Regions from separate parts of the Homo sapiens genome. Here region 2 is linked to region 1. Evidence: chromatin contacts called from ENCODE Hi-C data. All regions are on one chromosome and are shown on one strand. Each heading gives the region's core, a stretch centred on a gene start or an enhancer-like site at or near the end of the contact. The rest is flanking DNA. Distances are from core to core; before and after follow the strand shown. Region 1 overlaps PDE4B (phosphodiesterase 4B). Region 2 has its middle 28 kb from the start of SGIP1.

Region 1 (3,100 bases), core at 299-2,798:
TAGTTCTGTTGTGTAATTTGTGCTCCAGTGTCCTGTAGGATCAGACTGAAGCTAGTCCCTCCTGAGACCACATTCTTGCTTGGCGTTTTCCCCATCCTATTCTGCTTCCCTCACTCCCCTATTGAGCACATCCCCAATAAGTGACTTAAACAAGGATCCCTAACCTGAATGGAACCCAATCTATGACCACTGATACAAGAAGCACTTCTAAGAGACAGACTGTAAAGATGGGGATCCTGGAGTTGGATCATTTTCCAGCTGGATGATAATGAGAACCCTATTGCTGGTGATAGGTGGAATGTTGATAGTCCTTGGAATGCTGGTGCATTTTACTGGCTTTCACCTATGCTGTCCTGTGATGGGATACAGGTGGAAGCGGTGCAATAGCTGCGACAATACTCTGGGTGTTTTAGAGATATGAAGAAATAACAACTATAAGAATGTGGAATTGGTTGGCTACTGCTCAGCACCAGTGATTGAAGAGAGAAAATGACAGGTTCAAGTCTATTAATCAACAAAGTAAATTAGCAAAGTGAGAGTAACAGGAACTCCTAGGCACTATTTAAATAAAACTTCCACTTCTGCACCTGGATGGCAGCCACGGTTGAAGAACAAGAGAAAACAAAATTAATTGTTAGCAGTGCATCAGAGAAAGCTGGATCTCAGTCTAGGCAGGTCTCTTACACAAACTTAGAGCCCTGAAGGGAGTGGGGCCCTGATGCTTGGATGGGGATATCTGTATCGACACAGTTAAGAATCTCAAATCTTGGGTTATCCTGAGTCCTATGCACCTGAAAATGTGACCAATTATCTCTTATTGGAAGACAGAGCTACACACACACACACACGTTTGAAGTTATACAAAGGTATCAAGTGAGGCAGGTATCTTAGATAACATTTCTTTACCTTCTCAGGACTTGCTCCACTTCCTCTCTTGGTTCATAATTAGAGTAAAATCTCAGCATAACCTGATCAAAAGTGTTGGGACAGGTAAAGCAGAAAAGAAATTATATGCCTAAAAACATCAAGACATGGATAACATGTTACCATCAGGAACTGGAAGTGGTTCCTCAGGGGGTTAAATCAAGAGAAGATAGGCTATACAGCTGTGTTAGGGAGTGTTTTGCAATATAGTGGCACTTTCCAGTGACACAGGATTTAATGCCCTGGCAAGAGCCCCAGTGATTGCTGTAATCAGCTGATACAATTAACTTTGAAAGCCTGAGAAAAGGAAAGGCCTACAGTAAACAAAATAGAGATGCCAGAATTGCTGTAGCAAATGATGGAGGAAGGGCTTAAAAGGCTCACAGAAGCAACATGCAAGCAATGGGTCCGTTCTATGAGACAGAAAACCCTGTACCGACCATATTCCTTAGGGAGGCCCATAAGACATGCCCAAGGCAATAAGGTCAGAAGGACCCCTGGGAATAATGATGTGAGATATTGTTATGGTAGTGGGTTCCCTAATAGCAATGGAGATGATAGGATCTGAGAAGAGCAGAGGCTAGGTGGCAGCATGTACCCAATAGAAGAGCGGTGGACAGAAGGCTATAATCCACAGCAAGTTCAGAATGAGTCAGCAAGGCATGACCCACAGAATTTATGGAAAGGGCTCATAGAACATTTTGTCCCTAGGGGCAAGATAGATAGGCAGCCAATAAGGGTATTTGAATATGAATATTCAAAAGAGATACGTGACGGCAGAGTAGAAGTTTGAGGTCAGCTATGCTCAGTGAAAAGCCTTATTTCCATGCTCAGCTTTTAGGCCTGAGCCAGTTCTGTGACCCAAAACACATCAACTGAAAAACAAGAAAGATGTTGCAACACCATCGATCAATCCGTAAATTACTCAGATATTTCCAAACACGTGAATACAGATTGATGCTGATAGCCAAAGATCCCAAACACCATCATTGCCTGTGATAGTTAATACTGAGTCCAACTTGATCGGATTGAAGGATACAAAGTATTGACCCTGGGTGTGTCTGTGAGGGTGTTGCCAAAGGAATTAACATTTGAGTCAGTGGGCTGGGAAAGGCTGACCCAATCTTAATTGGATGGGCACCATCTAATCAGCTGCCAGTGAATATAAAACAGACAGAAAAACGTGAAAAGGAGAGACTGGTCTAGCCTCTCAGCCTCTATCTTTCTCCCATGCTGGATACTTCCTGCCCTTGAACATCAGACTCCAAGTTCTTCAGTTTTGAGACTCAGACTGGCTATCCTTGCTCCTCAAGCTTGCAGGCATCCTATTGTGGGACCTTGTGATCATGTAAGTTAATACATAATAAGCTCTCATATATATAATATATATATGATTCTAGAGAACCCTGACTAATACATTACCCTCCTGCTAAGAGTAGAGGTATATGGAAGTCAACTAGCAACCGGAGTCCAAACCATGTCTGTCTCACAATGGGTACGGGTGGGCCTTTGCACAATTTCCAAATGTACAATTGGGATGGGCATACTTAGCAGTTGGCAGAACCCTTTGTTCATTGAATTGTAAAGTTATAGCTGTTGTTGTAGCAAAGGCCCAGAGAATGATCCTGGATATGCCAGTAAGACACTTCCACGAGGATAATGAATTTATAAATATATATGATTATATATATTTATGTATATGTATGCATATATTATATATAGTATATATATTTATGTATATGTATTCATATATATTATATATAGTATATATATTGCATCTGTATTAGTTTCCTATGGCTGCTATAACAAAGTACACAAACTAAGTGGCTTTAAACAACAGAAGTTTATTTCACAGTTCTGGAGGCTAGAAATCTAAAAATAAGGTGTCAGCAGGTCTATGCTCCCTCCAAAGTCTTAGAAGGAGGATTCTTCCTCATCTCTTCCATCTTCTGGTAGCCCCCAGGCAATCCATCACTTGTGGCAGCATAACTCCAATCTCTGCCTCCAGATTTACATAACTGTCTTCCCTCTGTGTCTATAGCTGTGTCTAAATTTCCCTTTTCTGATAAAGATACCAGTCATACTGGGAAAGGGTCCACCCTATTCCAGTATGACCTCATCTTAACTAATAATATCTGCATCCACCCTATTTCTAAACAAGGTCACATTCATAGAT
Region 2 (3,100 bases), core at 319-2,818, 560 kb before region 1:
AAGCAGATTTTTAAAGGCAAATAAAAGCGGGTACAGGAGTGGGCTGGTGCAAAGTGGTTTGTCAGGAATTCTCATTGTTTTATAGAAATAACATTGATTAGTGATTGGCTACACATTGTTAACCTATAGGGTATGGGTTGTAGTGTCCGGTGCAGCCTTATTAGGTTAATTAATAGCTACTTGGTGCAATAGCATGCAGTTTCCAGAGATTAATGCATAGCTCTAAGGGAGGAAGTAGGACATGATTGCTGTCTCATTTTAATGCCTCTCCAAGTCTGATAATTTGAAAGGGCTCAATTGCTCATATGAAAGTTCTTTTCTTTCCTCAAAGGGATAGTAAAAAGGTAGAATGGTCAATTGAAGGTAGGTGACTTGAAGAGTCAAAAGACATTGGAACCAGCAGTCAGGGTAGAGGGAATAAACTGGAAAGATGAAAGATGGTGATCAGAGAGTGGGGTGGGGTTATGGCCGGATTGAAGTTAGGAGTCTTGACATCTACCATGTGATCTGGGGAGTAAGGTTGCTGCAGTAGGGTGAACAGCAAGATCTTTGGGGGGCAGACATTAAGGATCTGAGCAGCCAGGCTGTGAAAGTATCACATATGCATATGTTGAAATCACCAAGAGTGCAGATATAATAAGTAGTACAGACAGCATGAGAATGAACTAGGAGCTGAAGTCACCAGAAAAATGTGTGTATGGGGTAATAACCTGGGGCTCAGTAACTAATAGCTTCAATTCCTGTAGACATGATAATAATGTTACTGAAAACCTCAAAACAGAACATAACCAACAAACACACTTAAGCCCAGAAGTCAGTAAAACATTAATAGTATGAATTAAATTGAGCCCTTTGATGTTTTTATCTGATAGACAACTCACTTCTAAGAAAAGATCTGCATGATTTACCAACAAATAAAAACTACGAAAAATATCCAAAAGTCCAGGTTTCTGTATCTTCTGGTTTCTGGGTCTTCTTTTGGAAAATGGGAAGCTTTGTTAATGTCAGCCTCAAACTGACACATGGGAATAATAAACTAAAGCTAAATGCTGACTATCCAATTAGGACATACTCTTTCTAGTTTGTCACAGTCTTCACCACCCCCTCCTAATCACATCTAGCTTATCACCTAGTGACTTATCTCTCTTGACACGGAAAACTGTATCAGGAAAGTGTATCAGGAAAGTATATGAACCCCACCTTACTAGAAATCCTAGCTTTGTGCATATTTTTCCAAGTTCCTAATATTTGGAAATAGAGGTTTCAAATTTTCTTTCTTTTTTTTTTTAACATGGTCTTGTAATCATATGACAGATTCTTCTTGCCTGTGGCATAGATAAGCCCAATTCACTGAGATAGCATTATTGCAGTAGAGTTTAATTAATGCAAAGCCAGCCAAGTGGTAGAATAGGAGTTTATTATTACTCAAATCAGCCTCTTCGAGAACTCAGAGGCTAGGGCTTTTATGGGCAATTTGGAGCTAGAGGATGGGTGCTGCTGATTGGTTGGTGATGAAATCATAGGAATGTGGAAAACGGATGGTCCTCATGCGCTGAGTCCACCTCTGGGTGGGAAACACAGGACCAGCTGAGTCATGAGTCACTGGTCTCAGTCGGGTGAGTTGCCAGAATGCAAAAGTCTGAAAAATATCTCAAAAGACCAATCTTAAGTTTTACAATAGTGATGTTATCTATAGGAGAAATTGGCAAAGTCACAAATCTTGTGACTTCTGGCCATATGATTCCTGAGCATTAAGAGATTATAGAAAAACAAGCTAGGGACAATGGCTGGTTATTGTTTAGCTACACCTACATTTTAGCAGAATTCAGGCCCCTCCCGTAATTCTAATCATTGTTCTTTCATGCCAAAAATTCAGACAAAGGTGGTTTCCATTCCTGAACAGGAGGGGATCAGTTTTAGTAAGGGACTATTATCAATCATCCTTACATTAAAGTTAAACTATAAACTAAATTCCTCCCATGGTTAGCTTGGCCTACACCCAGGAATGAGTGAGGACAGCCAGCCTGTGGGGCTAGAAGCCAGCCTGTGGAGTCAGCTGTGCTAGACTTCTTTCACTGTCATAATCTTTGCAAAGGTTGTTTTAAGTTTGCTCTGTTGCCCTGGCTGAAGTGCAGCATCATGGTCATAGCTCACTGCAGCCTCAAACTCCTAGGCTCAAGCAATCTTTCCGTTGCAGCTTCCCAAGTAGCTGGGAATACAGGCACATGCCACCACACGCAGCTGAAAGTTTCAAATTTTCTACCTTAAAAATTGAAATAGGCTGGGCGAGGTGGCTCACGCCTGTAATCCCAGCACTTCCGGAGGCTGAGGCGGGCAGATCCCTTGAAGTCAGGAGTTCAAGACCAGCCTGGTCAACATGGTGAAACCCCATCTCTACTAAAAATACAAAAATTAGCCAGGCGTGGTGATGGGTGCCTATAATCCCAGCTACTTGGGAGGCTGAGGCAGGAGATTCACTTGAACCGCGGAGGTTGCAGTGAGCCAAGATTGCATCATTGCACTCCAGCCTGAGCAACAGAGCAAGACTCCGTCTCTAAAACAAACAAACAAAAAACCACAAACAACAACAACAATAACAACAAAAAAATGGAAACTTCTGAATATTTGACATGAGGCTTTTGATGTGTTTTTGTTTGTTTGTTTTTGTTTTCATGGTTAGCCTGTTTCTCTTAAAAGCAAAGTTGAGAGAAGGAAAAATACCCACATACTGTATTCTCTTTTCAGTTAGACTTTAGGTTTACCAAGTTTTACCCCACTGCCCCACCACTTCACAATTAATTATGCACATTGAGAAATTGTAACTTATATCAAATTATGTTCTAAATATATTGTTTGTTTCATGGAAGTAAAGATTAATAGCCTAAAAGGGGCTTTAAAGATTATATGTTCAACCCTCTCAATTTATAAGAGAATGGAAGCTCAAGGAGTTAAAGGAACGTGGCCAAGTTCATGCAGCCACACTGCATGGCAGAACTTAAATTCAGATTCTTTTTTTAACTCCCCCAAATTATATTTAAAGACCATAATTAGTTTAGGATTTTTGGAAATACTTTTATCATAAAAAATTGCAAAGGCAGAA

The links. A loop is a pair of places that touch in the nucleus more often than their neighbours do. Pooled maps may share reads with other maps.
Region 2: a map of MCF 10A shows a loop between it and region 1 (4-fold over the local background). The contact joins two enhancer-like sites. A Hi-C loop is called at or near these places in 19 of 168 maps with a recorded cell type or tissue (A673, B cell, CD4-positive, alpha-beta memory T cell and 14 more), 34 of 37 single-sample maps with no recorded cell type and 29 of 50 pooled maps.

The regions. Positions count from the first base shown.
Region 1 is chr1:65,947,524-65,950,623 of GRCh38, reverse strand. All of the region lies in intron 3 of PDE4B (phosphodiesterase 4B), which reads right to left. Among named protein-coding and RNA genes, the nearest start is that of PDE4B-AS1, 100 kb to the left of the region's middle. Within about 2 kb of position 1,548, at least 3 of the 41 ENCODE cell types and tissues checked have a DNase peak (open chromatin) inside an H3K27ac peak, as active enhancers do.
Region 2 is chr1:66,504,784-66,507,883 of GRCh38, reverse strand. No RefSeq gene overlaps it. Among named protein-coding and RNA genes, the nearest start is that of SGIP1, 28 kb to the left of the region's middle. Within about 2 kb of position 1,568, at least 2 of the 41 ENCODE cell types and tissues checked have a DNase peak (open chromatin) inside an H3K27ac peak, as active enhancers do.